2 separate regions of the Homo sapiens genome follow, and region 2 is linked to region 1. Evidence: read pairs that join two places in POLR2A ChIA-PET (ENCODE). Cell type or tissue: PC-3. All regions are shown on one strand. Each heading gives the region's core, and the rest is flanking DNA. Links, peaks and the distances in the headings are about the cores only.

Region 1 (16,205 bases), core at 4,388-12,387:
CAACCTCTCAAGTAGCTGGGATTACAGGTACAGGCCACTATGCCTGGCTAATTTAAAAAAGTTTTCTTGTAGAGACAGAGTTTCACTGTTTCCCAGGCTGGTCTTGAGCTCCTGGCCTCAGCCTCCCAAAGTGTTGGGACTATGGGTGTGAGCCAGCACGCCTGGCTTACTCAACAAATATTTACTGAGAATCTTATTCTACAGCCCGTCTCTTGTCAGCCTGGGGAGCATTTTTACTTCTCACAGAGCTCATTGGCTTGGATTGTGAATCCTCAGGTCTTTGGAGAATCTATACCCACAGGAAACAGTACCATTGTCCTTTATCAGCAGGGTTCCTGCTTTTTGCAGAAGATGTAACCCCGGTCCCCAGTTTCTCTACCCATCAATACCACTCATTGGTACCACTCATTGGTCCCAATCTCTTTCATCCATTCAATGACTGCAACTCCCAGAGAACCTTGCGTCCCTACCCTCTGCCAATTTGCATTTCCTAATTAGCTCTCAAATCACTTCTCTCCATCCACCTTTCCACTGCTGGGTCAGAACCATCACCACCGCCCACAGTCTCCTAACTCCTCGTTTCCCTTTGCCTTCTTCCAATTCATTCCCCACTCTGCAGACAACGAGATCTTTGAAAAGGCAAATCCGATCAGGTAGCCCCTGTTTATAATCCTTCCATGGCTGTACAAAACTCAGTCCTTGGCACACTAGGCTCTGTGTGCACTAGTGCCTACATCTCCAGCTTCATTTTGTACCATATCTCCCCCAACCTTCCAACCCCTCTTCCTTTACACATGCACACACATGTGCACACACACATACACATGCACACACACACACACATTTTCTTCCTTTCCTCCCCTACTGGCATTCTTCATACCACCATATTGTCTTCAACCCCAGGGCTTTTGCACATGCTGTTCTCTCTGCCTAGAACACAATTGAGCATCGAGCACCTACAGTATGTGTCATCTGTTGGCCTGCAGTTTGGTAGATAAGTGTTTCCGCAAATGAGAATCACTGGGCTGCTGAGAGACGTCGCTAGTGGGAGGACATTAGGCATGTGCAACACCTGTTCCTTAGACCCCAGGGATTTTTCTTCTTCCTCTGCGGGGGAAGGAATCCAAAGCCACTTGAGAATGGTCCTGTTGGCCTGTCCATGAGCACTCCCATGACCCACTTCTGCATGAGTCCAGCAGGCTGAACAACAAAGCAGATGGCAGCATCCTTGGTAAAGCTGCTGGCAGGCCACTTGGTAGGGGACTTGCTGTTGCTTGTTTTGCTAAAGGTTGAATGATGGGAGTAGACTTTATGGAGGATATGTACAACTCTTCTTGTTATGCCAGAATTAGTCTTTGGGTGATGCCAGAGCTGCATTATTTTAACTTCTCATTGAACTACTTCCACAGACTTACACATTGGTTCTTATATTCTTCACTATCAATTAAAGGACATTTTAAGACAATTCCAAGAGTTGTTGAGGATGTTGATTGCTATAGTAACTAGTGTCCTATTGAGGACATATAGGAGTAATTTATTTCTGATGTCAGGAACAGGAAGAGTTCTGATTCTCATGCACTCTTGTTTTGCAGATTATGGAACTAGTGACTGAGTCAGATAACTGCTGTGTTTTCCTTTTTGCTGTGATCACGAGGAAACTCAAAATCAAATCTGTGACCAACTTATTGCAATTGTCAGCATAGATTTTGTGTTCTTTTCTCCCGTTTGGTTTCACATGTTTTTCTTACTCTTGTTTCCTTCTTGTCCAGTTTTCTCATTAGACCACAAAAAACACCTTTTTTTTCTGTAATGTATGAATGTAAGCAGTTTTAAGTATATTCTGACATAAACCAAAGGCATAGAAAGCATTCCAAGATGGCCAAATAGGAACAGCTCTGGTCTGCAGCTCCCAGCATGATCGACGCAGAAGACGGTGATTTCTACATTTCCAAATGAGGTACCTGGTTCATCTCATTGGGACTGGTTGGACAGTGGGCACAGCCCATGGAGGGTGAGCCAAAGCAGTGCGGGTCATCAACTCACCTGGGAAGCGCATGGGGTTGGGGGATTTCCCTTTCCTAGCCAAGGGAAGCCATGACAGACTACCTGGAAAAACAGGACACTCCCACCCAAATACTGTGCTTTTCCCAAGGTCTTAGCAACTGGCAGACAAGGTGATTCTCTCCCATGCCTGGCTTGGTGGCTCCCATGCCCATGGAGCCTTGCTCACTGCTAGCGCAGCAGTCCGAGATCGATCTGCCAGACAGCAGCCTGGCTAGGGGAGGGGCAGCCACCATTGCTAAAGCTTGAGTAGGTAAACAAAGCAGCTGGGAAGCTCGAACTGGGCGGAGCCCACAGCAGCTCAACAAGGCCTACTGCCTCTAGACTCCACCTCTGTGGGCAGGGCGTAGCTGAACAAAAGGCAGCAGACAACTCCTGCAGACTTAAATGTCCCTGTCTGACAGCTCTGAAGAGAGCGGTGGTTCTCCCAGCATGGCGTTTGAGCTCTGAGAACAGACAGACTGCCTCCTCAAGTGGGTCCCTGACTCCCGTGTAGCCTAACTGGGAGGCACCTCCCAGTAGGGGACAACAGACATCTCATATAGGTGGCTCCCCCTCTGGGACGAAGCTTCCAGAGGAAGGATCAGGCAGCAATATTTGCTGTTCTGCAGCCTCTGCTGGTGATACCCAGGCAAACAGGGTCTGGAGTAGAACTCTAGCAAACTCCAACAGACCTGCAGCTGAGGGACCTGACTATTAGAAGGAAAACTAAAAAACAGAAAGGAATAGCATAAACATCAACAAAAAGGTCATCTACACCAAAACCCCATCTGTAGGTCACCAACACCAAAGACCAAAGGTAGATAAAACCACAAAGATGGGGAGAAACCAGAGCAGAAAAGCTGAAAATTCTAAAAATCAGAGCGCCTCTTCTCCTCCAAAGGATTGCAGCTCCTCACCAGCAACGGAACAAAGCTGGACAGAGAATGACTTTGACGAGTTAACAGAAGTAGGCTTCAGAAGGTCAGTAATAAACTCTGAGCTAAAGGAGGATGTTCGAATCCACCACAAGGAAGCTAAAAACCTTGAAAAAAGATTAGATGAATGGCTAACTAGAATAAACAGCATAGAGAAGACCTTAAATGACCTGATGGAGCTGAAAACCATGGCACGAGAACTTCGTGACGCGTGCACAAACTTCAATAGCTGATTCGATCAAGTGGAAGAAAGGGTATCAGTGATTGAAGATCAAATTAATGAAATAAAGCAAGAAAACAAGGTTAGAGAAAAAAGAGTAAAAAGAAATGAACAAAGCCTCCAAGAAATATGGGACTATGTGAATAGACCAAATCTACGTTTGATTGGTGTACCTGAGAGTGATGCAGAGAATGGAACCAAGTTGGAAAACACTCTTCAGTATATTATCCAGGAGAACTTCTCCAACATAGCAAGGCAGGCCAACATTCAAATTCAGGAAACACAGAGAACACCACAAAGATACTCCTTGAGAAGGGCAACCCCAAGACACATAATTGTCAGATTCACCAAGGTTGAAATGAAGGAAAAAGTGTTAAGGGCAGCCAGAGAGAAAGGTCAGGTTACCCACAAAGGGAAGCCCATCAGACTAACAGTGGATCTCTCAGCAGAAACCCTACAAGCCAGAAGAGAGTGGGGGCCAATGTTCAACATTCTTAAAGAAAAGAATTTTCAACCCAGAATTTCATATCCAGCCAAACTAGACTTCATAAGTGAAGGAGAAATAAAATCCTTTACGGACAAGTAAATGCTGAGAGATTTTGTCACCACCAGGCCTGCCTTACAAGAGTTCCTGAAGGAAGCACTAAACATGGAAAGAAGTAACTGGTACCAGCCACTGCAAAAACATGCCAAATTATAAAGACCACTAATGCTAGGAAGAAACTACATCAATTAATGGGCAAAATAACCAGTGAACATCATAATGACAGGATCAAATTCACACATAACAATATTAACCTTAAATGTAAATGGGCTAAATGCCCCAATTAAAAGACACAGACTGGCAAATTGGATAAAGAGTCAAGACCCATCAGTGTGCTGTATTCAGGAGACCCATATCACGTGTAAAGACGCACATAGGCTCAAAATAAAGGGATGGAGGAAGATCTACCAAGCAAATGGAAAGCAAAAAAAAAAAGCAGGGGTTGCAATCCTGGTTTCTGATAAAACAGACTTTAAACCAACAAAGATCAAAAGAAGCCCATTACATAATGGTAAAGGGATCAATTTAACAAGAAGAGCTAACTATCCTAAATTTATATGCACCCAATACAGGAGCACCTAGATTCATAAAGCAAGTCCTTAGAGACCTACAAAGAGACTTAGGTTCCCACACAATAATAATGGGAGACTGTAACACCCCACTGTCAATATTAGGCAGATCAATGAGACAGAAGGTTACCAAGGATATCCAGGACCTGAACTCAGATCTGCAACAAGCAGGCCAAATAGACATCTTCATAACTCTCCACCCCAAATCAACAGAGTATACATTCTTCTCAGCACCACATCGCACTTATTCTAAAATTGATCACATAATTGGAAGTAAAGCACTCCTTAGCAAATGTAAAAGAACAGAAATCACAACAAACTGTCTCTCAGACGACAGTGCAATCAAATTAGAACTCAGGATTAAGAAACTCACTCAAAACTGCACAACTACATGGAAACTGAACAACTTGCTCCTGAATGACTACTGGGTAGATAACAAAATGAAGGCAGAAATAAAGATGTTCTTTGAAACCAATGAGAACAAAGACACAAGGTACCAGAATCTCTGGGACACATTTAAAGCAATGTGTAGAGGGAAATTTATAGCACTAAATGCCCACAAGAGAAAGCAGGAAAGATCTAAAATCAACACCCCAACATCACAATTAAAAGAACTAGAGAAGCACGAGTAAACAAATTCAAAAGCTAGCAGAAGACAAGAAATAACTAAGATCAGAGCAGAACTGAAAGAGATAGAGACACAAAAAACCCGTCAAAAAAATCAGTGAATCTAGGAGCTGGTTTTTTGAAAAGATCAACAAAATAGATAGACTGCTAGCAAGACTAATAAAGAAGAAAAGAGAGAAGAATCAAATAGATGCAATAAAAAAGTGATAAAGGGGATATCACCACCGATCCCACAGAAATACAAACTACCATCAGAGAATATTATAAACACCTCTACGCAAATAAACTAGGAAATCTAGAAGAAATGGATAAATTCCTGGACACATATACCCTCCCAAGTCTAAACCAGGAAGAAATTGAATCTCTGAATAGACTAATAACAGGCTCTGAAATTGAGGCAATAATTAATAGCCTACCAACCAAAAAAGTCCAGGACCAGATGGATTCACAGCCAAATTCTGCTAGAGGTACAAAGATGAGCTGGTACCATTCCTTCTGAAACTATTCCAATCAATAGAAAAAGAGGGAATCCTCCCTAACTCATTTTATGAGGCCAACATCATCCTGATACCAAAGCCTGGCAGAGACACAACAAAAAAAGAAAATTTTAGACCAATATCCCTGATGAACATCAATGCGAAAATCCTCAATAAAATACTGGCAAACCAAATCCAGCAGCACATCAAAAAGCTTGTCCACCACGATTAAGTCGGCTTCATCCCGGAGATGTGAGGCTGGTTCAACATATGCAAATCAATAAATGCAATCCATCACATAAGCAGAACCCATGACAAAAACCACATGATTATCTCAATAGATGTAGAAAAGGCCTTTGACAAAATTCAACAGCCCTTCATGCTAAAAACTCTCAATAAACTAGGTAATGATGGGACGTATCTCAAAATAATAAGAGCTATTTATGACAAACCCACAGCCAATATCATACTGAGTGGGCAAAAACTGGAAGCATTCCCTTTGAAAACTGGCACAAGTCAGGGATGCCCTCTCTCACCACTTCTATTCAACATAGTGTTGGAAGTTCTGGCCAGAGCAATTAGGCAAGAGAAAGAAATAAAGGGTATTCAATTAGGAAATGAGGAAGTCAAATTGTCCGTGTTTGCAGATGACATGATTGTATATTAGAAAACCCCATCGCCTCAGCCCAAAATCTCCTAAGCTGATAATCCACCTCAGCAAAGTCTCAGGATACAAAATCAACGTGCAAAAATCACAAGCATTCCTATACACCATTAACAGACAAACGGAGAGCCAAATCATGAATGAACTCCCATTCACAATTGCTACAAAGAGAATAAAATACCTAGGAATCCAACTTACAACGGATGTGAAGGACCTCTTCAAGGAGAACTATAAACCACTGCTCAGTGAAATAAAAGATGACACAAACAAATGGAAGAATATTCCATGCTCATGGATAGGAAGAATCAATATCATGAAAATGGCCATGCTGCCCAAAGATTCAATGCCATCCCCATCAAGCTACCAATGACTTTCTTCACAGAATTGGAAAAAACTACTTTAAGGTTCATATGGAACCAAAAAATGGCCTGCATTGCCAAGACAATCCTAAGCCAAAAGAACAAAGCTGGAGGCATCACGCTACCTGACTTTAAGCTATCCTACAAGGCTACAGTAACCAAAACAGCATGGTACTGGTACCAAAACAGAGAGATACACCAGTGGGACAGGTCTCAGAAATAACACTACACATCTATAACCATCTAATCTTTGACAAACCTGACAAAAATAAGAAATGGGGAAAGTATTCCGTACTTAATAAATGGTGCTGGGAAAACTGGCTAGCCATATGTAGAAAGCTGAAACTGGATCCCTTACACCTTATACAAAAATTAATTCAAGATGGATTAAAGACTTAAATGTTAGACCTAAAACCATAAAAACCCTAGAAGAAAACCTAGGCAATACATTCAGGACATAGGCATGGGCAAGGACTTCGTGACTAAAACACCAAAAGCAATGGCAACAAAAGCCAAAATAGACAAATGGGATCTAATTAAGCTAAAGAGCTTCTGCACAGCAAAAGAAACTACCATCAGAGTGAACAGGCAACCTACAAAATGGGAGAAAATTTTTGCAATCTACCCATCTGACAAAGGGCTAATATCCAGAATCTACAAAGAGCTCAAACAAATTTACAAGAAAAAACAACCCCATCAAAAAGTGGGCAAAGGATATAAACAGACACTTCTCAAAAGAAGACATCTATGCAACCAACAGACACATGAAAAAATGCTCATCATCACTGGCCATCAGAGAAATGCAAATCAAAACCACAATGAGATACCATCTCACACCAGTTAGAATGGCAGTCATTAGAAAGTCAGGAAACAACAGATGCTAGAGAGGATGTGGAGAAATAGGAACGCTTTTACACTGTTGGTGGGAGAGAAAATTAGTTCAACCATTGTGGAAGACAGTGTGGCGATTCCTCAAGGATCTAGAACTAGAATTACCATTTGACCCAGCAATCCCATTACTGGGTATATACCCAAAGGATTATAAATCATGCTACTATAAAGACACATGCACATGTATGTTTATTGTGGCACTATTCACAATAGCAAAGACTTGGAACCAACCCAAATGTCCATCAATGATAGACTGGATTAAGCAAATGTGGCACATATACACCATGGAATACTATGCAGCCATAAAAAAGGATGAGTTCATGTCCTTTGCAGGGACATGGATTAAGCTGGAAACCATCATTCTCAGCAAACTAGTCACAAGGACAGAAAACCAAACACTGTATGTTCTCACTCATAGGCAGGACCTGACCAATGAGATCACTTGGACACAGGGAGGGAACATCACACACTGGGGCCTATCGGGGTGCGGGGCTGGGGGAGGGATAGCATTAGGAGAAATACCTAATGTAAATGATGAGTTGATGGGTGCAGCAAACCAACAAGTCACATGTATACCTATGTATCAAACCTGCATGTTGTGCACATGTACCCTAGAACTTAAAGTATAATAATTAAAAAAAACCCAAAGGCATAAATAAGTAAATGTATAAATGTGAGATATTGTTATGGAATTTAACTGGTATTCACCTCTGAGTGTTCATTGGTATCTACCATGTGCGAAGCACATTATCAAATTTGCATTATGAAATTTAAAGCAGAGGAAAATGAGGCTCAAAGAGGTGGGGTAGCTTCCTCTGAGCCTCATACCAGCAGCTGGCAGAGTCTGGTTTTCATGTCAGCTCTGACTGTTAATACCTGTGCTTTGAGTCACTACCTTAAACTTCCTCCATTGGAGTGCATGCCTACCTCAATATGCTATAATTTTAGGGCTATTTGTCTTTCTCCCAGACCCAACAATGCATTCCAAGAGGGCAGTATTCATGCTTTCTTCTTATATTTCTTGCATTCAGCACCATATATGGAACATAAAAGAGGTTCAAGAAATATCTATTGAGTGTGTAACAGCTTGGATGGGTTTGGGAAATTATCTCTTCTTATTCCTAAAAGTGGAGTAAATGACATTTCTAAACAATTCAAGATGCTGGAAATCCCATTGAATTGAAGCTTTATGGCACAGAGTGGATCTGGAAGTTTTGTGCAGCAAAATCTCTCCACAAGATTTTGTGTGGAGAATCTCTCCAACCAGTGTGGGTTAGATCTGGTGTTACCTTTGTTTAAGTCAGTGGAAGGTGTTAACATGCACATCCTGCTTGACCTTGTCTTCCAGGGACAGGAAAAAAAAAACCTTGATAACTAAATTGCACAACACTCAAATTGCACAAATAGGCTCATTGAGAATAAGATGCCAGTTGAATAAAGTAACTTTTATTGTCTTATCAAAGAGGTTCTCTGAGATAGACTCTTTCTTTTGCTTTGCAGATGTTTTGAGTACAGAGTCTGTGAAGGCTGATTGTAAATTTCAACAGTGTTGACTCTCTGAGTTCTTGAATTATGTAAAATAAGATGCAGGAAATGATGATTTAATCCTGAGTGAATCACATTCCAAATCCTGGATTCCCAAGAGGATTAGGCAGTTTTCCACCATACTTAAACAAAAAAAAAATATAGAAGTGCAGAGAGATGTAGAGATATGCCTAAAGTCACATTGGGAGTCACTGATGAAAATGGTCTCAAATTCTCCCATCAACTGCCCCATCAAGAGTTTGCCAACTGTTGCCATCCTGCTTGTGAGGTCAAAGCAGTTACATAACTTTCATGTGCTCACTGAGATTATTCCTTAGCTCCCTAAGTTAATGTAATAGGATGTGCAAATGCATCCATAAGGTGCCCATGGAATGTGGATGGTCCCTTTATCTTTCATCCTTTGCAAATTTTTGTTGTGCAGCTACAGCATGGAGCTGTAGGAGACAGTGGTAGAGGTTGGCTTGTGGGGAGAAGGTCTGCATTATGATTATTATTTTTATATTTGGTTTTGAAATTTTTAAAAATATGTTTTATTTTGAAATAATTTTGGGCTCACAAGAAGTTGCAAAAATAGTATAGAGTTCCTATGTACTCTTCACTTAGTTTCTTCCAATGATATTGTCTTACATCATCACTATATATTACCTGAACAAGAAAATGGCATTGGTATAATACCATTAACTAAATTACAAGAGGAGGTCTGTGTTGATGACATGCATTTATATGTGGATGCAATCACTAAATTCTTGCTCTGTACCAGCCCCTTTTCATGCCTATATCATTTAAATCCTTGTAACAACCCTATGAAGCACATACTATATTTATCCTCATGCTACTGATGAGGAGACTGAGGCACAGAGAGGTTAACTAACCTGCCTATGTGAATGCAGCTAGTAAGTCGTGGAGTCAGCCAAAATCATTCCAGATCCTGTGCTTTTAATCTTTCTTCTCTACTGCTGTATTATTCCATTTTCACACTGCTGTAAATAACTGCCAGAGGCTGGATAATTTATAAAGAAAAGAGGTTTAATTGACTCACAGCTCTGCATGGCTGGGGAAGCCTCAGGAAACTTAGTTATGGTGGAAGGGGAAGCAGGCATGTCTTACATGGTGGCAGGTAAGAGAGAGCATGTGAAAGCACAGGAAAAACTACCATTTATAAAACCATCAGATCTCATGAGAATTCATTTGCTATCATGAACAGTATGGAGGAAACCACCCCGATAATCCAGTAATTTTCCCCTCTTGACACGTGGGGATTACAATTCGAGATGAGATTTGGGTGGGGACACAGAGCCAAACCATATCAACTGCCTCCAAATTCAATAATAAAATTCCTTAGAAGTGGAGACTCAGATTATATATCCTCTAATATTCCCACAGTAATTTACAGATGGAAGGGGCTTACTACATGTTTAGGTTTTGTTTTGTATGTATGTAGTGAATATATAAGCAGAATCAATGAAATATGACTAGAATGGTCTCTCCCTGCTTTCCCAGAACTTATTGTTAAGTCTAAGTCATGATAACTAGGAATGGCGTAATCAGAAAAAAAGAAGAATGATAAATACCCACACATTGGTTATTGGTCACAGCTCACAGAGAAGTGTCTTGACCTACATTTGAGCCATGTAAGCAGAGAATGAGTTCACTCTTCCAGTCTTTGCTGCTGATATTGGAGCTAGGGAGAAACCTAATTCATCTCTATCAGGGCACAGATATCTGCTCACTGGGAGCTCTAGAGTGCATAAGCTTCAATAGTGGTAAACTCACAAACTATTTGTGCTGCATGTACTTCCATAATGTCTGTATTTCTTTTTGTTTCCTTTGTGTTTTTCTTCTGTCAGCCATAACACAAATGTGTGGTCCCTAAGCAAACATCAACTAATGGCAGGCAACAGGAGGTCACTCAGAATGGTGTTTGGGGATGGTGAATTGAGATAGAAGCAGGAACTAATATAGGATAAATTTGTTTCAGTTTAACAAATAACTCCTGTATATCCACAATGGGGCAGACCCTTTGCTCACCACCCAGGGTCTAGGAGCCCATGGAATATGACTCTGACTCCCAGGAAGCTCACATATGATGAAGGTGGTTTTGTAGGGAGAAAAAGCTTTTAGACGTGGGTTCAGATCTTGGTGTCCTTATCTTTCACCAGCTGATTAACCTCAGGCAAGTCTTTTAATCTCTCCAATTCTCCATTTTCTCATCTCTAAAGTGAGGCTAATAATACCTACATTAAAGATCAACTATGATAAATTAAAGAAGGCAGATGTAAAAGACCACACACTGTAGGGTTTCGTTTGTTTGAAATATCCAGCAAAGGCAAATATATGGAGACAGATAGTAGATTAATGGTTGTCTGGGGCTAGAGTTGGGAATAGTGAGTAACTTTTGTGCAAAGTGTCTTCTTGGGGAGATGGACATGTTCTAGAATTGGATTTTGATGATGGTCACATTTCTGCAAGTTTACTAAAAATGATTGAATTGTGCACTTAAAATGAGTGAATTTTATATGTACATCATACTTCAATAAAGCTGTCTTTATAAAAAGTATCAATTTTGAGGCTCACATGAGATGATTAATTGGCCTCATATAAGGCATTGTGACATACTGTATATGTGTGTGTTGTTATTAGTATTTTTAACATTGAAAATTAATGTTAAAAATACTAATAACAACACTCACATATACAGTATGTCCCAAATGTCCAACAATGATAGACTGGATTAAGAAAATGTGGCACATATACACCGTGGAATACTATGCAGCCATAAAAAATGATGAATTCATGTCCTTTGTAGGGACATGGATGAAGATGGAAGCCATCATTCTCAGCAAACTATCGCAAGGACAAATAACCAAACACCACATGTTCTCACTTATAGGTGGGACTTGAACGATGAGAACACATGCACACAGGAAGGGGAACATCACACACTGGGGCCTGTTGTGGGGTGGAGGGAGAGGGGAGGGATAGCATTTGGAGATATACCTAATGTTAAATGATGAGTTACTGGGTGCAGCACACCAACATGGCACATGTATACATATGTAACTAACTGGCACGTTGTGCACATGTACCCTAAAACTTAAAGTAGAATAAAAAAAAAAAAAGAAAATTGACTGTTTCCTGTGGCTGACTGCACACAAGAAATGTTGCCAGGAAAGAGCTATTGCACCAGGTTGGTAGCCTGCCCATCTAGCAGACAGCATTGTAGTAATTCTCAAGGTCTCCTAGAAGGTTTCTTGAAGGTGGGAGTTATCTTTGGATCTGTGTCCCCCTAGGGTCCTGCAGAAATTTCTGCTTCCAGAAATGGTGAGTTGTTTTGCTGTAGACCAATCCTCCTACCAAGAATAACTGGAAAAGCTGGATAAAATATATTTTTAAAAATGTTTGAAGGTATTATCAAGCTACCAAGGAAGTGAGGGCTTGAGTGTGGCCACGTATTAGTCCGTTTTCATGCTGCTGATAAAGACATATCCGAGACTGAGTGATTTCTAAAGAAAAAGAGGTTTAATGGACTCATAGTTCCATGTGGCTGGGGAGGCCTCACAATCACGGTGGAAGGTGAAGGGCACGTCTTACATTCTTACATGGTGGCAGACAAGAGAGAATGAGAGAACCAAATGAAAGGGGTTTTCCCTTATAAAACCATCAGATCTTATGAGACTTATTCACTACCATGAGAACAGTATGGGGGAAGCCAACCCCATGATTCAATTATCTCCTACTGGGTCCCTCCCACAACATGAGGGAATTATGGGAGCTACAATTCAAGATGAGATTTGGGGGGTGGGGCACAGCCAAACCATATCAGGCCATGACTCCAGAAAGAAAGGAGGCACAGAGGAAAGAGCCCAAAGTTCAATACTGCATTTCCTCTCAAGATACTTGCTAATTCCAAAATGGCGGCTGAGAGACTAAGAAGCTGAATAGAACTTCCTGCATGTCATGTTGCTGAGGGACAAATGTTGGTGCTCAAGTTCCATCAAGCAGAAGGGGACCTTGGTAAATATCAATGTGTCCAGTAGGGACTCTGAGGGGCTACACTCTGAGAGTAAGGGTAAACTAGAAATAGACCAGTGCTTATAAAAATGAAGTCCAGTATCAAATCTGCTCAATCCTTGATTGAATTAGTGTTATTTTCCTCTTTTCTAACTGCTTGCCAGAAGGAAAATTTAAATCCTCTGTGGAGAAAGATAACATCATCCAGAAACACAAATTATCTCCTCAAATTTTTATGCCCAATTTTAAGAATTCAATAAAAAGTTACCAGAAATATTAGGACATAAAATGACATGACTGAAAACCAGGAGCAAAAATCAGACCCTGAAGAGATCCAGATATTTGAGTTTATTAAACATGGACTTGATCTTCTTTTATCATAATTTAATTTATTCTTAATTCTTGTGTTCTGGGATTTTCCAGAATTGGGAGCTATCTCCTCAACTCGTCTAGGTTTAATCTGGGTTTTTTAAAGCAACACTATTGAGGTATAGTAAATTATACTCATATATAGTTGGATAAGTTTTGGCACGTGCATACACGTTTATAAATGCTACCACAATGAAGAAACAGAACTTCTAATCACCTCAAAATGTTCTCTCATTCCCTGTGCAATCACTTCATCCTCCTAGACCCATCAACTACTTATCTGTCTTCTATCACTATAGATTACTTTACATTTTCTGGAATTTCATATAAATTGCTTCATACAGTATATACTCTTTTGCATCTGGCTTCTTTCATTCAGCATTATGCTGTTGAAATACATCCATGTTGTTGTATTTATCAGTAGTTTGTTATTTTTAATTGCTGTATTTTATTATAAGACATGAACTTTAATTAATATGATTAAGATATATAAGACATTAGATGACTAGATAGAGAATTACAGCAGAGATCTAGAAATTATAAAAAAGTCAAATGAATATTTCAGAACTGAAAAATTCAAAAACTGAAATGAAGAATTCAATACGTGGGTTTAATAGAAGATCAGACACACTTGAAGAGAGAATTAGTGAACTAGCGGAAGGATTAGAAGAAAATACCCAGATTGAAACAAAAAGTAGAGGGAAAGATGGAAAATACTGAAAAGAATGTGTGCAACTCATATAGGACCCATTGAAAAGGTCTTTTTGATTGAGATTCCAGAGGGAGAGGAGAGGAAGAAGGAAGAGAAGCAAAATTTGAAGAGATAGTGATCAAGAATTTTCCAAAAGAGACAAAAGACATCAAGCTTTGGCTTCAAGGAGTGCCTTGAACCCCAAACAAGATGAATGCAAAGGAAACCACATCCACAAACATCTTCATAAAACTGCTAAACCCAGTGCCTTGAAATGAATTTCTGGTTAATGCAGGGCTCCTAGCTTTTGTTCATTACATTAATGCACATATGAATGAATGAATGAACAAAAGAATGAAAGAAAGCAAGGAGAGAAGGAAGAATAAAAAGATGAATCATGGAGCCTGGCTTTCTATCCAAGAATTGCCAGATATTTCAAGTTGTTTCCTAGGAAGCAGAATCTGAGAAAGAAATGAGCATATCAGAAGGTTGTTAGGGAACACTGTTGGAATCAACAACAAGGGGAGTAAAGGAAGCAAGGTTGGGCAGAAGGAGAAGTTGGGCTGTGATACAGTCTCAGTAAAGACCTCATCCAACCTCACAGTGTGCTCAGGAGCTGAGCTGGCAATGCAGAGTTGTTCTGAATTGGGACAAAAGGCACAGGTCTTTATATGACCTCACTGACCAGTATTTAGTAGTGGGCTGACCCCAAGGAGAGAGTGATTTTGGGCAAGGCTGTTTTCTTTAGTCAAGGGCAGGTACTTGGAAGGGATATCTGGATGGTGCCTCACATCTCCAGAGAAAAGAGCAGGCATAGGAACCCAGCATCCCAAGTTCTGTAGCCTTCTGAAGTTATTTAGTTATTGAACAGCCATGCGAAATAACTTAAACTCTCAAATATGTGAATGGAGAAAACGCAATTCCTCATAGGCCTTGTGGGCTGGACAGCTACTTATAGTGACTTTTGCTGATCTTTTTCTTCTCTTTTTTTCCAAATTGATTGATTGAGTCATCATTATTTAAATATTTATAAAAATATTTTCAATTTACTAGGCACTAAAAGTTCCTTCTTTTTAAAATCTGTTTTTTTTTTTTTTCGAGACAGGGTCTCACTCTGTCACCCAGGCTAAAGTGCAGTGGGTGGCATGATTATGGCTCACTGCAGCCTCAACCTCTCAGGATCAAGCAATCCTCCTCCCACCTCAGCCCCCCAAGTATCTGGGACTATGGGCGTGTGCCACCACACCTAGCTAAGTTTTGTGTTTTTTTGTAGTGGTGGGGTTTCACCATATTGCCCAGGGTGGTCTCGAACTTCTGGGCTCAAGTGACCCACCTGTCTCAGCCTCCCAAAGTGCTGGGATCTGTTTAAAATCTGTATGTATTATCTGCTGCATAACAAATTATCTTAAAACTTACTGGCTTAACAAGCAATACACATTTATTATCCCACAGCATCTATGGGTCAGGGATTTTGGAGCAGCTTGGCTGGGCAGTTTTGGATAAGTGTCCCTCATATCCAGTCAGTATGTCGCTTGGGGCTACAGTCTCATCTGAAGGCTTGACCGAGGCCGAAAGGATCCACTTCCAGGATGACACACTCATATGGATGGCAAGTTGGTGCTGGCTTTTGGCAGGAGACCTCAGTTCCTCTCTACATGAATCTTTCTATTGGTCTCCTTGAGTTTCCTTATGACATGGGAGCCCTAGTTTCACAGGAGCTAGTCACCATCTTTTCACATTGCATTGGCTCTCATCTTTGTCACTAGGTGGACATAGTAATAAGCTGATTGTGTCATAGTCATGAGCTTACTGAAGACTGAAGACTTGGAGATGGGTAGGTAATGGGGGCTGGTAGCAAAGAAAACAAAGCATTTAACATTGGTTGGCAGATGTCATCCTTCCTCAAGGTTTGAGCTAATGGGCAAGATTTAACTCCTGTGCCTGAGCTTCCCCAACATCTTTAAAGCACTACACATTTTTCTAGACAAAAGAGGAATCTGATGTGTGTGTGTGTGTGTGTGTGTGTGTGTGTGTGTGTGTGTGTAACTGAAGAGAGAAGGGAACATGCTTCCTCAGGACTCTGAGTGTGTCTTACCAGGAGAAGAGAGTGGGTGCTCACCTCTACCATCTTACAAAGATTCTTGCTCCCAAAGTGGGTAGACTAGACAGGAGAACACCCTAGGGGCCAAGGGTACCCTGGATATCTCCAGTGTGGCTGTGGTGAGAAGAGAAGGGACGGCATCCTAGGTCTCTGAAAGATA
Region 2 (16,205 bases), core at 3,337-11,336, 160 kb before region 1:
TGATTTAAGTGACTGAGGTTCCTAATAATAGCCCTTGTGGGCTTACTCTGTGCCTGGCACAGTGCTGAACACTTTGCATGTAGGATCCCTTGTAATTTTGCGAGAATCCTCTGAGATAGAGGCTCCCAATATCCCTGTTTCACAGATGAAGATGTTGAGGCCCAAAAGCTAACCAGCGTGCCCAGGTGTTGCATGTAGCGTAAGCAGGTCTGTCTGACTCCAGAACTGCAATTCTTCTTCTTCTTCTTTTTTTTTTTAAAGACAGTGTCTCACTCTGTCAACCAGGCTGGAGTGCAATGGCACGATCTCAGCTCACTGCAGCCTCGACCTCCCGGGCTTAAGCAATCCTCCTGCCTCAGCCCCCTCGAGTAGCTGGACTACAGGACAGGCACACACCACCATGCCCAGATAATTTTTATTTATTTTTTTTTTTGTAGAGACTGTGTCTCACCATGTTGTCCGGGCTAGTCTCAAAACTCCTGAGCTCAAGCGATCTACCTGCCTCAGCCTCTCAAAGTGCTGGGATTACAGGCATGAGCCACTGCGCTTGGCCAAAACCGCAATGCTTTATCATTGCTCCCTTTGCATCTTACAGAGGGAATGTCAGATCTTTCACCTTCTAGAAGCTCCATGTATTTATGCAGTGGGCACTCATTGTGGGCATAGTGCTGTGCAATCTGTTTTTTGGGAGTAGAGAGAAATATGGGGAGAGAAGTAGAAGAGAAGTTTCTGGTTCTAAAATACACAGAGTACGTTTAGTTGGTGAATTAAAATGTTGATATCGGTTGCAACACAATCCATGGATCTGGGCAGTGTAGGATGAACTGCAGTGGAGTTTTTGATCGCTGATGCCTCCGTTCCTCAGCCTCCTGTGTGTCTCACTCATCACCATGTCCCATTCAAATGTCCTTCAAGTTGGTATATGCCTCTGCTCCCCTCCCACCTCCTCCAGCAGCCAGAGTGACCTTTCTAGAAAGCACCTCTCATCATGTCACTCCTTGGCTGAAAACCCCTCAGTGTCATTTCCACAGACTGGTTGTTCCAATCACACTGAGCTATTTTTATTTTTATTTTTTTGCCATTCATTCATTCACTCAGTAAATATTCGAGGATCCATTATAATGTAACAAACTCCATTCTAGGCAATAAACAAGATAGACAAAGTTTCTGCTTTTAAGAAGCTTATATTCCAGTTGGGGGAGACAGATAGTAAATGAATAAACTGGAAAATATCAGAGAATGACTCAGGGCTGTGAAAAAGAATACATCTTTGATATAATCGGGAGTGACTGGGAGGTCAAGGGAGGCTTCTTTGAGAAGGTGACATGTAGGCTAAGGATCGGTGTGACAGGAAGCAAGCTCCTGAAGGATCTGGAGGAAGAGCTTTGCAGATAGGAAGCAACAAGTGACAAGGCCCTGGGGTGAGCTGGTGGGCATAAAGGAAAGAAGGAAGATCAGTGTGGCAGGAGATGAGAGTTGGGGAAGGGTAGAGGTGGGTGAGGTGGGAGAGATGTGGGCTATGCTCTGATTAGGGAGAGAATTGTAGGCAATTAGCAAGAATTTGGATTCTAAGGGAATAGGGAGCCATTAAGGTTGATAGGAGGGGAGTGAAGGTCTGATACATGATTGCAAAACATCCATTGTTCTAGTCAAATGGGTTAGAGAGGAGCTAGAGGGGAGTCAGAGAGACCAGTTGGGAGGCTGCTGCAGTTGTCCAGGTGTGAGGTGAGGGTATTTGGGACTGGGTCACAGCAGTGCTGATGGACAGAATAGATGGATTCCAGGAATGTGCACAGAGGTAGTGTGGATGGGTCTTACTGTGGGGTGGGAGGAAGGAGATTTATCAAGGATGACTCCGTGAAGGGAAAATAAACCATGGGCTACCAGAAGCACTAAGCTAAGGCAAAAGTCAAGCTGGCAAACCTGCCTGCCATTTTATTCCAAAATAAGATAGCTACAAAGATTAAAAAGCGACATACTTCTCTCACAGTTTGTTCCTTGTGGCCCACAAGATCTTTCCCCTAAAACAGTTCTGTTGAATTTCACCCTGGCAATGTAAATGGGTAGCTGATATTCACAGGTGCGGGACAGAAAGTCATCCCTCTGCTTGCTTGAGACAAATGCATATCTGATTGCTTCCTCTGCCCTATTGTTTAGGTAAAAATGCAGATTCACGGAGCCAGACTGAATTGTGTATTTAGTGGAAGGCTGATCAAGAACTCAAAAGAATGCAACCTTTTGTCTGTCATCTACCTGCCCCTTGCCTCTAGTTGTCCCACCTTTCTGGACTGAGCCAATGTACCTCTTACACATGCTGATTGATGTCTCCTGCCTCCCTGAAATACATAAAAGCAAAATCTGTATCCTGACCACCTTGGGCACATGTCATCAGGACCTCCTGAGGCTGTGTCACAGGCACGTCCTTAACCTTGGCAAAATACACTTTCTAAATTGGTTGAGACCTGTCTCAGATATTTGGGCTCACAACTCTTATGTTTTGGTCCCATGCAGTGGAGTGGAAGGCAGTGCTATGTATGGAGTTGGGGAAGCTTGGGACCTTGGCAGGGGTCCAGGTGTGACGGTGGAAGCGTCAGCCCAGGGCATTGGTCTAGGGTCCAGCGTGTCTTCCTCCAGATACCTCTAAGATTTAGCAAAAACGTCATCTCCTCCCAGAAACCCTTCTGACCAGCAAGACATGCTGTGTGTGTGTGTGTGGACAATACTTTGCAGGCTTTATGAGTTGTCTGTTTACCTAATTTTGCTGTGTACTCAGCAGGGATGGGGACCTTGTCTGTTTTGTTCCCTGCTGTATCTCCAGGTACCTGACACTCAGTAGTGCTTTGTGCAACTAAATAGAATTGCTTATAGGAGGAATTGGTGGAGGGGAGGGGCTTCCCTCAAGCATTACGTTTTGACCAATGTGAGGGATAGGGAGGGACTGAAGGATAGGAAAGAGGCCAGCATGCAAGGTGGCAGGAAGAGTCATATTAAGAAAAAGATCCAAACGTGGGCTTAAATGATCTGGGTTCAAACCCCAGCTCTGTTTCTTTCTACCGTGTGACCTTGGCCAACATCCTTTGCTTCTCTGAGCCTCAGTTTTGCCACCAGTTAAAAGGGAATCGTGGTAGCTGCCTAGTAAGTTTTCCCTGGTGGATACATGAGGCAACAGAGGTGGAAGCATCTCAGAGGATGCCTGGGGGAAAAGTAAGTATGTGCCTGAATTCGAATCTGAAAGGTCTGAGCAAGGCTGGCTCCATGCAGCCTCCCCTAATAACGCCACCTGGGTCTTCTCTGGTCACAATTACTGACAGGAGAGGGCTTTGCAGACTGTATCTACTTCATTAAGGATCAGATTTCTCTTTTGCCTTACAGAAGGCATCCACCTACCATTTTACGGAGTGAGAAGAAAAGGTCAGAATTATAGGTGCTTGGAGACTAATTTGCAGTGAGATGTACGAAGTTTAGCAACTTCAAGTTTTTCAAACCCTGAACGTTCTTAATCTCCAAGTCTAGACAAATTGCAAAGTGAGATCACTGGACCAGCAGCAACAGCAACCCCTGAGAACTTGTTGCAAATGCAAAATTTCAGACTTCACCCCAGATCCCAGGTATGGGAAACTTAGGGGTGGAGCCTAACGTTGTTTTAATAAGCTCTCCAGGGAATTCAGATACATGCTCAAGTTTGAGATCCACTAGCCTAGAGCTTCCTTTTTAATGGAGAGAGAATCATAGAATATTCAACTTGAGAAGATCAGCTTTGTCTTCTAGTCCAGGTCATTTGAAATGTGTTCTGGAGGCCGGGCAATGTGGCTCACACCTATAATCCCAGCACTTTGGGAGGCCAAGGCAGGTGGATCATTTGAAGTCAGGATTTTGAGACCAGCCTGGCCAACATGGTGAAACACTGTCTCAACTAAAAATACAAAACAAACAAACAAAAAAGCCAGGCGTGGTCATACGCACCTGTAATCCCAGCTACTTGGTAGGCTGAGGCAGGAGAAATGCTTAAACCTGGGAGGCAGAGGTTGCCGTGAGCTGAGATCATGCCACTGCACTCCCGCCTGGGCAATGGAGTGAGACTCTGTCTCAAAAAAAAAGTGTTCTGTACAACATTGGAGCTCAAGTCCTACCTGCAGGATTTTTCAAAGCTTATAATATGCTAATGTGCTTTTTTAATCTCCAGGGGAGGGTTATAGCATGCAGTCTTTTTCAGATTTCCTTTCAGGACTCATATCCCATGGTACAGTTTGGAAAACACAGATCTAGTCCAATCTCCCAGCAAGTGGACAATTTGAAGTTACCTTCTGTAAATTTCTGGTTATTCAGCCTTTCCTCCAAGTCTTCTAGATACAGGGAGTTGCTGACCTTATGAAGTCATTCATTTCTTTTGTTTCAGAGGAGATCTTGGTAACTATTAGCATTTGCCTTACAGTAAGCTAAATCTGTTTTCCTTTAATTTCCTCTTGGTTTTACCTCTGAGTCCTGGAACCTCCTAGAACAAGTCTAATTCACCTTCTGCCTGACAGCAGCAGGAAGACAGCTGTTCATTCTCCATCTCTTTCCAAGACTTCTCCTTTCTGGTTCCCATCCCATAGACATGGTCTGACTTTTTTAGCTAGTGAAGTATTTAGAAATTGCTTCTTTAAAATTGCTTATTTCCCACGTACAGTTTCAAAGAGTGATTACAAAGAGCAAATGTTTATTATTGAGTTGAAAGGTATCTCAAGAATTTTCTGGTGTGGTGTAGTTTATCTCTACTTCATCTATCTGAGACAGATGGCAGTTCATCCTGTTAATAAAGATCTGGGGGAGATCACACAGTCTTTCTGGTTAGTCTGCTTTGGTGAGTCCAGTGGTTTTGCTCATCTGAAAGCTCCTTCTTGTGCCTAGCCACGTGGTTTACTTACCCTTCCACTCCTAAACTATATTTGCACTTTGCTTTGACCAACCAATTAACTGGCTTTCTTTTTTTTTTGAGATGGAGTCTCGCTCTGTTGCCAAGGCTGGAGTGCAGTGGCGCAGTGTCGGCTCACTGCAACTTCTGCCTCCTGGGTTCAAGCAATTCTCCTGCCTCAGCCTCCCGAGTAGCTGGGATTACAGGCATGTGCCGCTGTGCTCGGCTAATTTTTGTATCTGTAGTAGAGGCGGAGTTTCACCATCTTGGCCAGGCCCATCTCAAACTCCTGACGTCAGATGATCCGCCCGCCGTGGCCTCCCAAAATGCTGGGATTACAGATGTGGGCCACTGCTCCTGGCCTACTGGCTTTCTTCTTATCTCTCATTTACCCATTTACTCATTCATTCCATGCACATTTGAGTATCCATTCTGTGCCTGGTATCCCACAAGATGCTACAGAGCCAAGACTGAACAAGACCAAACTGATCTGCACAGACCTTACAGTCTCTAAGGGAGAAGAGCAATGATCATATAAACACATAAATACACACTTTAAACTTGTGCTGAGTGGACAGGCAGTGGCAGAGAGTAGTGGGGTAGGGACAAATTCAGATGAGATGGTCTAGGAAGGAAGCTTGATGTTTGAGCTGAGAGCTGATATACATAATTTTTTTTTTTTTTGAGATGGAGTTTTGCTCTTGTTACCCAGGCTGCAGTGCAGTGGCGTGATCTTGGCTCACGGCAACCTCCACCTCCTGGGTTCAAGCGATTCTCCTGCCTCAGCCTCCCGAGTAGCTGGGATTACAGGCTTGCAACACCACGCCTGGCCAATTTTGTATTTTTAGTAGAGACAGGGTTTCTCCATGTTGATCAGGCTGGTCTCGAACTCCCGACCTCAGTGAGTTTCACTCTTGTTGCCCAGGCTGGAGTGCAATGGTGCGATCTCGTTTCACTGCATTCTCCGCTTCCTGGGTGCATGTGATTCTCCTGCCTCAGCCTCCTGAGTAACTGGGATTACAGGCACCCACCACCACGCCCAGTTAATTTTTGTATTTTTAGTAGAGACGGAGTTTCACCATGTTGGCTAGGCTTGTCTCAAACTCCTGAGCTCAGGGGATCTGCCTGCCTCGGCCTCCCAAAGTGCTGGGATTACAGCCGTGAGCCATCATGCCCAGCCAAAAGATGTTGTTCTAAATAGATACTAGGGTCTGCTTAAGGGTGGAGGGTGGGAGGAGGGAGAGGATGAGAAAAAAGAACTATTGAGTACTAAGCTTAGTACTTGGGTGGTGAAATAATCTGTACAACAAACTCCCATGACACAAGTTTACCTATACATCAAATCTGCACATGTACCACTGAACCTAAAATAAAAGTTTAAAAAATAAAAAAAATAAAAAATATGTTAGTATCATGGGTAATATATGAGTGAGTGGGACAGCTTGAATGCCTGCTTAGTAAAAAGTGGAAAATACGATTGAAAAAATATACTTCTTTCTTAAATGTTGTTAAAATGGAATAAATGTCAAAATTTATCTGCAAAAAAAAAGATGTTCTAGTAACTTGTCTTTCATAGTCTTGATAAGAAATCTCCTGTCATTCAAGTTGTTGTCCTTTTATCTATAATGCATCATTATTGTTTTTTTAATGGCCGCTTTCAAGATTTTCTTTGGCTTTCAACAGTTTGATTATGATGTGCCTAGGCGTGGTTTTCTTTGAGTTTATCCTATGTGGGGTTTGCTGAGCTTTTAGAATTTGTGAATTTATGTTTTTCACAAAATTTGGGAATTTTCAGCCATTATGTCTTTAAGAGTTTTGTTTTGTTTTTTGTTGTTTTTATTCTGCACCAATCCTTCTTAATTCTCCAGTTAGATCTTTTGAATGTTAGATCTTTTGATATTCTCTAATTGCTCCTTGGGGCTTTTTTAAAGAAATCAATCTTTTTTCCTCTCTGTTCTTTGGATTTGATAATTTCTATTCACCTAACTTCACATTCACTGACTCTTTCCTTTGTCATCTCCGTTTTGATATTGAGCTCATCCAGTAAATGAGAACATTTTCCAATGAATTTTGGATAGTGTATTTTTCGATTCCAAAATTTTCATTTGGTTATTTTTTAATAGCTTCTGTTTCTCTATGAAAATTGCTATCTTTTCATTTCAAGAGTGGTTACCTTTATCTTATGGAGCATGGTCATAATGCCTGCTTTAAAGTTTATGTCTGGTAATTCTAATATCTGGCTCATCTCAGTGTTGCTACCTATTGATTGCTTTTTTTTTTTTTTTTTTTTTTTTTTTTTGAGATGGAGTCTCACTCTGTTGCCCAGGCTGTAGCGCAGTGGCAGGATCTTGGCTCACTGCAACCTTCACCTCCCGGGTTCAAGCAATTCTCCTGTCTTAACCTCCCAAGTAGCTGGGACTACAGGCACCCGCCACCATGCCCAGCTAATTTTTGTATTTTTAGTAGAGATGGGGTTTCACCATATTGGTCAGGCTGGTCTCAAACTCCTGACCTCAGGTGATCCACCTGCCTTGGCCTCCCAAAGGGCTGGGATTACAGGCGTGAGCCATCATGCCCAGCCTGTTGATTGCTTTTGCGTTTGAAAATTGGTCAGGATTTTCCTGGTCTTTGGCATATCACGCAATTTTGGAGTATCTCCTGGAGATTTTGAATATTTTTGTGAGACTCTGGGTTTCCTTCTGGAGAATATTGATTTTTGGTTTGCTTGTTTTGTTTTTCTTAAGCAGTCAGTAGTCTGGTTAGAGTCAGACTGTCGGTGCTGTCTTGTCTTCTATAGGTGGTGCTCCAATGCCAGTTGAGTTCCTAAAGCCTTTGCCATGCTTCTTAGGGTTTATTCCAAGTGTGGGCAGCATTTCACACACAGATTAGGGCTCTCCTCCAGTTCTTTTCTTTTGGAGATAACTTGCACATTATCTGGCTTTCAGGGGCCTCTTTCTCCAGTTCTTTTGGCCAAAAAGATAGGGTTCTGTTAGAGTTTTAGCCTCTTGTCTTGTTGCACAGATCTGAATGACTGGCCTTCTCATTGGCGGTAAAGTGGTGAGAGAAAAGAGAGAGAAAAAAACCCATGGGTGCAATGGACTTAAAGATGATGCAAATAGCAGACACTGGGGACCACTAGATGGGAGAGAGTGGGAGGGAGCAAGTGCTGAACAACTCCCTATTTGGTACTGTGCTAATTACCTGACTGTATTAGCCTGTTCTCGTGCTGCTAATAAAGACATACGTGAGACTGGGTAGTTTATAAAGGAAAGAGGTTTAATGGACTCACTGTTCCACGTGGCTGGGGAGGCCTCACAATCATGGCAGAAGAGGAAGGAAGAGCAAAGGGACGTCTTACATGGTGGCAGGCAAGAGAGCTTGTGCAGGGGAACTCCCATTTATAAAACCATCAGATCTCGTGAGACTTACTCACTACCATGAGACACAGTATGGGGGAAACTGCCCCCATGATTCAATCATCTCCACCTGGCCCTGGCCTTGACATGTAGGGATTATGACAATTCAAGGTGAGATTTGGGTGGGGACACAGCCAAGCCATATCACTGAGTGATGGGGATTATTCATACCCCAAACCTGAGCATCACACAATATACCCCTGTAACAAACCTGCACATGTACCCATGAATCCGTAACAAAAGTTAAAATTATTAAAAAATTAAAAAAAATTCTCATGTACTCTTCCTTACCTTATTCACATAACATTGGCCTCTATTCTGAGCTTCTCAGTCCAAAGGAATGGGATATCTTTTGGGGGCTTTGGTGCCTGTGCTGTTTCTGTGTCATATGAGTGCAGTTTTGTGTCTGGGCTGATTTTGGGACATGGCTGGGATAGAAAAAAGACACACACACATAAAAACCCCAAGGATTCTGCCCATACTCTCCTACTCACAGATCTTCCTTTCCTGGTCCTCTGGCCAGAAATATGGGATACTCTGAAGTGTTTACTCCTCATTTCCAAAGCACAGTTCCTAAATCCTGCCAACTTTTGGCCAAAACTGACAGATGAAGGAAACTCACCACCGCCATAATGGCCATGCTTCAGATGTGGACTCCCCTGCCCTACCCACCTGCTGTCATTGACTTGTAGGAATCCTCAGGTTGTTGCCTTTTCCATTTTTTTTCCCAGAATTTTTGGGAAAGATAGGCTTTGGTGGGCTTGCTCTATCATGGCCAGAGCCAAAACTGGGATGGGTATTTTTTAAGTATAAAATCACTAGACCCTCAAAACAATCCTATGAGGTGGGTGACACTATCCCCATTTTACAGATGAGGAAACAGAGGCTCTGATAAGTGAATCAGGATCTAAGCCCTCACCCGATTGCTGTTGTCGTGCTACTTGGCACCTTGCTCAATGCGTTGACATGATGCAGAGGCTGTTTCCTTGCTTGCCTTATCTCCCCTATTCCACTATGGGACCCTTGGGGTCAGGGGCTACATCCACCTTGTCCTTCATCCATGAAATCAAGAAAATATTAATAACTACCTTGTAGTGCCGTTGTAAGGGTTGAATTAGGTAATATACATATAATATTTAGAATAGTGTTGGGCACACGGTACACTTTCCAAAAAAGGGTGATCATGATCATTGTCATTTTTATTTTTTCCTTGGATATTGAATGCTGACAGCAAAGCAATTGACATAGGGTAGGGCTCAGTAAATATTTATTAAGTTCAGTCCTTGGTGAAACCATTTTTATCCTTAAACACCATGGATCTTACTTTGTTGTTTCTTTTAGAAACCCATGAGCATTTTTTGCGATTATTATGTGTAGTCCCCCATTCTACCCACAGGATGTTGCTATGTGGGGCGGAGGGGTCTAGATGTCCTGGTCCCATTCTTACCCTACAGCCTTTCCTGTTTTCTTCTTTTTCTTGCTCAAGTTGAACTTTTCTCACTTCTCCCTTATCGAGAAATAAGAGGAACTCTGGGTTCAAATTTTGGCTTTTTCACTTAGGAGGTTTGTAGCTTAAAACATGTAAAACACAGACCCCTAGAATCTCATATATACTTTGTGAAGAATAGAGTCTACCCCACAGTGTTGCTGTGAGAATTACAATGAGGTGGTACTCGCAAAATGTCTAGCATAGTTCGTGGCACATAGTAGATACTTTAAAAATATTTGTTTCTGGTTGGGTACAGTGGCTCACGCTTGTAATCCCAACACTTTGGGAGGCCAAGGTGGATGGATCACTTGAGTCCAGGAGTTTGAGACCAGCCTGAGCAACATGGCAAAACCCTGTGTCTACAAAAAATAAAAAAGATTAGCTAAGTGTAGTGGTGCACGCCTATAGTCCTAGCTACTCGGGAGACCAAGGTGGGAGGATCGGTTGAGCCTACAAGGTTGAGGCTGCAGTGAGCCATGATTGTGCCACTGCACTCCAGCCTGGGCAACAGAGTGAGACCCTGTCTCAAAAAAACCTGTTAGTTTCCTCATTAACATTTGATAATAAGATATTCAGCTGCAGTATGAGAGGAGTTACTCTAGATACAGGAGGGGAGTTCTGGTCCAGATACTATTGGCCAGAAGCTGACCAAGGCTTCTAGCATCTCAAAAGAAAGTACCTGCTCCATAGTATGCACTCAATAAAGACATGTGGAAAGAATAATCAACAGAACAATTCGAATTTGCTACCCTATCTCCCAGCATCAGACTGCCCTACAGGGTTGGTAACTAGGGGTGGAACGATGTTAAGCATGAACATCTCTGTTGCTAGTATCTAAACATGCTTAGTTCCACTTTACCCGATGATTTTTTATCAGTTTCAACGGTTTAATTATTGTTTAGACCTGCAGGGATATTTTTAGTTTTGCATTTGTTCTTTATCTCTGGGTTCGGCAGCATCTCCTTTTAGAGATATCCTTTGGAAGCATTGTCAACCTGACGTTTGGGCTCCAGAGGCAGGCTGGGTGCCAGGGAGGGTTAACTGCTAGGGGGACTCATTTGTGTTGGCTTCCTTAGGTCAAGCCAGTAAAATATTTATTGGTGTAAATTTTGTGCCAGGGGCTCAGATGGTTTGAGGATATGGAAGATACCAAGACATGGTCCCTGAGCATCAGGAATTCATCGTCCAGTTGAAGACACAGACAAGTTTACAACTCAAATGCAGTGGGTTTGGTTCGTGAGGGGTGATCATTGGTGCCATGACATTGCACATGGCACTGTCCTCTGGATAAATCCTCAGCTCTCCACTTTGACTTGTCCACCTCTTCTCTGCCTCACTTTCCCCCTTCCCTCTCCCCATCATCTGCACTCTACCTCCTCTGCCACTCTGAGCCTCCTCCGGTGGATCACATCTTTGGACAGACTGGTTCTGGCTGGGACACTTGTCCCTCTTTCTTTGCTTAATGAACCGCCACTCATCCTCCAGACCTGTATTAGTCTGTTCTCACGCTGCTAATAAAGACATACCTGAGACTGGGTAATTTATAAAGGAATGAGGTTTAATTGACTCACAATTCCACATGACTGGGAGGCCTCACGATCATGGCGGAAGACGAAGGAAAAGCAAAGGGACTTTTTACATGGCAGTGGGCAAGAGAGAGCGTGTGCAGGGGAACTCCCATTTATAAAACCATCAGATCTTGTGAGACTTTTTCACTGCCATGAGAACAGTATGGGAAATACTTGCCCCCATGATTTAATTACCTCTCACTGGGTCTCTCCCACAATACGTGGGAACTATGGAAGCTACAATTCAGTGAGATTTGGGTGGGGTCACAGCCAAAGCATATCAAGACCCCAGTGCAAATGTTCTTCCTTAAGGAAACCTCTCCGTAACCCTCAGCTCTGGGTTACATTGCAACAACCTTTATGACATTGTGAGATGTGATTCCTTGTTTAGCGCCCATCTCTTCTTCCAGATGTGTGCTAGACATTGTATGTCCAAGAGAAAGATCATGGGAACCATGTATGTAATTTAAAATTTCCTAGTGGTTACATTTAAAAACATTAAAAAATCAGCCAACATTAATTTTTTATTGTAGGAAAACACACCAAAGTTTACCATTTTAACAATTTTTAAGTGTACAGTTTAGTGGCATTAAACATGTTCACAAGGTTGTATAATCATCACCACCATCCATCTTCAGAGCTTTTTCATAATCCCAAACAGAAACTCCATGGCCATTAAGTAATCTCAGCCCCTGGTAACCCCTATTCTTCCTTCTGTCTTTATAAATTTGCATCATCTAGATACCTTATGTAAGTGGAAATATACACTATTTGTCCTTTTGTGTCTGGCATATTTCATTTAGCATATGGTTTTCAAGGTTAATCCATGTTGTAACATGTATCAGAACTTCCTTACTTTTTAAGGTTGAATAATAATCTGCTATATGGATATATCACATTTTGTTTATTTATTCATCCATCAGTGGGCACTGAGCTGTTTCCAGCTTTTGGCTATCGTGAATAATGCTACTCTGAACATTGGTGTATAAATATCTGTTTAAGTCCCTTCTTTCAATTCTTTTGGGTATCGACCTAGGAGTAGAATTGCCAATTGCTCATTGTGTGTTTAACTTTTTGAGGAATGACATTAATTTTTACAATATATTTTATTTAACCCAATATTTCCAAAATATGATCATTTCAACTTGTAATCCATGTAAAAATTATTAATGAGCTGTATTACTTTTTTCATGATATGTTTTCGTAACCTGCTGGGTAGGGTGTGAATTCTGTGTGGATGGAGAGACTGTGCATCTTCAGATCAAAGTACCTGGTGTATAAGTAGGTGTCTGATCAAAAGATGCATGCACACATTCTGCCTGGGGAAGGGAAGAGAATTACTACTAATGATAGCAACGATAGTGTGTTTGTCTGTTTTCACACCACTATAAAGAAATACTCAAGACTGGGTAATTTATAAAGGAAAGAGTTTAATTGACTTATAGTTCTGCATGGCTGGGGAGGCCTCAGGAAACTTACAATCATGGCAGAAGGCAAAGGAGAAGCAAGTACCTTCACAAGGCGGCAGGAAAGAGAGAGGACAGGAGAAACTGCTAAACACTTTTAAAGCATCAGATCTCATGAGAACTCACTCACTATCATGAGAACAGCACAGGGGAAGCCGACTCCATGATCCAATCACCTCCCACCAGGTCCCTCCCTTGACACGTGGGGATTACAATTCGAGATGAGAGTTGAGTGGGGACATAGAGCCACACCATATCAAATAGTAACAAAGATAGCAGGCCCACTGCTTGCTTGGTTTTTCATGTTCACCCTAAGAAGAGGGTACTTTTATTATTCCCTTTTTAGATGCATGAACTGAAGTTCAGAGAGGTTAAGAAATTTACCCCAAGTCACACAGCTAGTAAGTAGTGGAGCTGGGATTCAAACCCAGCTCACTGGCCCTGCTGAGTTCTACATGCTGTGGCAAGAAGTTATGTTGGCAGGTATTAAATCTAGATGTCTTGGAAAAGCCCCCTGGTGCCCATGCAGTTGTCTGCCTTAGTTAAGAGGAGTTAAAAAGGTTGATAGACGTTTACACAGCACCTTTCTCTTAGAAGTATCCACATTTCTCTCTGCCTCTAGGTCAAGACTATGTGGATAACCTGAGCAAATTGACCTCCTGGCACACCTGGCTCTGAAGGCTTCATAAGCACTGTCTTTGCAGAGGGAAATTGGGAGGGAAACCGGGGCAGGTGCTGGCCCCACTGAATCTGCACAGGGAGGGGAAAGCCAAAGGGATTTGGAAAACCTGCGCCCCAAGTCAGTTGTTGGGAGATAAAAATAGGGCACCTTGCAGCACATAAGGTCATCGAATGCTACTTTTAGCTTTCTTGAATTTGCCAACACAAGAGGTTATAAAACTAATATAATGCCTGTCACTCAAGGGAGGCAGAGCAATAGAACAACAAAGGGTTCTGGAATTAGGAGCGTCTCAGAGGTCATCCCTCTCTAATGTGGCTTTCCTGGTGTGGACTCTCTTGTGCAAGCATGCGTGGGAGCCAGCCTGAGCTGGATGGGCCTCCTAAGCTTCTCACCTCCTTCTCCCTCCCTCAGAGGCCCATGAGAGAGCCCATTCTTCCCAGCTGGTGGAGGCACAGCTGTTTCTCAGAGGATGCAGAGCCAGAAGAGGCAGGATCAAGATAAGGACGACCTTCCACCCTTTCTTCTGGTCACCAGGCCTTCATTTCTCAAGACTATCCATCTAGGGTAGCCCTATGCATGAATAGAATTTTGACTATAGCGAGTTGTCTCCCACTTAATTTCTTGCCTGAATTCAAGGTGCATGATACCAATACTGTTATCCATCATGGCAGCTTTAATTTATGACTGTTCAAGGATTGTTTCGGCCGGGTGCAGTAGCTCACTCCTGTAATCCCAGCACTATGAGAGGCCGAGGCGGGCAGATCACCTGAGGTCAGGAGTTTGAGACCGGCCTGGCCAATGTGGTGAAACCCCATCTCTACTAAAAATACAAAAATTAGCTGGGCATGGTGGTTCACACCTGTAATCCCAGCTACTTGGGAGGCTAAGGCATGAGCCAGGAGGTGGAGGTTGCAGTCAGCTGAGATGGTGCTTGGACAACAGAGAGAGACTTCATCTCAAAAAAAGTAAAGAAGAATTGTTTCATTCCACAAATATTTATTAAAGCAACATATAATTTGTGCATTGAGACAAAAAATTATATTTATTTTAATATTTTTTTGAGACAGAGTCTCACTCTGACACCCAGGCTGAAGTACAGTACCACAATCATGGCTTACTGCAGCCTTGATCTCGCAGGCTCAAGCAATCCTCCCACCTCAGCCACCCAAGTCGCTGGGACTACAGGTGCATGCCACCATACCCTGCTAATTTTTCATATTTTTAGTAGAGATGGGGTTTTTGCTGTGTTGCCCAGGCTGGCCTCAAACTCCTGGGCGCAAGTGATCCACCAGCCTCAACCTCCAAAATGCTGGGATGACAGCATTTTGAGCCACTGCACCTGGCCAAAAATTAATATTTATTTATTGCAAGGCAGTGGGTGATACAGTAGTGAGAAGGTGAGTCCAGGGCTCTGCCTTCTTAGAGCTTATATTCCAGTGGGAAAGATGGATGATAAACGGATAACAACAGTCGATCCTCATTATTTGTGGATTCTGTATTTGTGAATTTGCCTACGGGCTAAAATGTATTTGTAACCCTTAAATCAATACTTGCATTTGCAGAGTGGTAAAAAACTTTGAGTCGCCTGATGTGCACAACCCCTGAGGTTGAACAGGGCAGCATTCTGCCCTCTCATTTCAGCTCTCATGGTGTAAGCAGTGTCCTTTCTGTGGTCTTAAACTGAATGCTAAGTTTTTCACATTTTGTTTGTACTTTGTGTGGGTGATTTTGCTGTTTACAATGGCCCCAAAGCATAGCGCTGAACTGCTGTCTAGTGTTCCTTAGAATAAGAAGGCTGTGTGTGCTGTGCCTTATGGAGAAAATACCTGTGTTAGATATTCTTGGTTTAGGTTTGAGTGACAGTGCTGTGGGCTGTGAGCTCAATGTTAATGAATCAACTATATATATATATATATAGTGTATATATGTATGGTGTGTATATATATATATATAATATAGTGTATATATATATGGTGTGTGTGTGTATATATATATATATATATAAAATATATATATTAAATACAGTGTCTTGAAACAGGAACACACCTAAAACAGGGTTATGTGTGGATGAGTGGATGATAAGATGACCAGAGGCTCGCAGGAACCTAACCACATATCTCTCCTAGTCGCAATGGTTCAGCATTTGCCAATTCAGTATTTGCAGTGACTTTATGGAAGAGAACACAATTGCCACAAATAACAAGAACTGATTGTATAACAAAACAGTTCCACTGAGTGGTAAGGGTCATGAGGAAATGAAACAGGAGGAGGAATGAGAGAGTAGCTGGGATGGAGGTGGGTGGGGAAGCCTCCCCAAGGTGAAGAATTGAGATGAGATCCTCAGAGCTGTGTGTGCCCAAGCCACCGTGGAACCCGGGAATCCTGATGTTCAGGGTATTGTGCCTTTGACCCTGCCCTAACATCCATATTAGGTTGTTTAGGGCTGTAGTGAGATGACAGCGACCATCAAGGTTTATATCCATGACTCCCAGGGGCCTGTGGTCTCCAATGTCAGATCCAGTTACCCCCAGCAATATAGATATACTTGAAAAGGGTTATTGAGGATGGTATCTTGAGTATTTCTTTTATCCTTGATCCCCCAAGTCTGGCCCCATGTGAGTCTGGGCTGCAGTTTATAATTTTATGAGTTGTAGTAAATACCCCAACTCTAAGATAGGGTTTATTTTATT

What was found. ChIA-PET counts read pairs that join two places held together with the same protein. Peaks named below come from ENCODE experiments on the same cell type or tissue, not always from the same donor. Only the 100,000 strongest peaks of a DNase experiment are listed, where the experiment ranks them.
Region 2: POLR2A ChIA-PET joins it to region 1 with 6 read pairs; 2 of 35 experiments call an interaction of 5 or more read pairs at or near these places.

The regions. Positions count from the first base shown.
Region 1 is chr12:117,614,998-117,631,202 of GRCh38, reverse strand. The region is part of intron 5 of KSR2 (kinase suppressor of ras 2); the gene reads left to right. Among named protein-coding and RNA genes, the nearest start is that of NOS1, 260 kb to the right of the region's middle. RefSeq lists enhancers at 1,715-2,215, 2,216-2,716. In PC-3, for the core only: no CTCF peak of the experiment used is centred there; DNase peaks (open chromatin) are centred at 8,242 and 8,942; H3K27ac peaks cover 649 bases.
Region 2 is chr12:117,776,403-117,792,607 of GRCh38, reverse strand. All of the region lies in intron 3 of KSR2 (kinase suppressor of ras 2), which reads left to right. Among named protein-coding and RNA genes, the nearest start is that of KSR2, 180 kb to the left of the region's middle. In PC-3, for the core only: no CTCF peak of the experiment used is centred there; no DNase peak of the experiment used is centred there.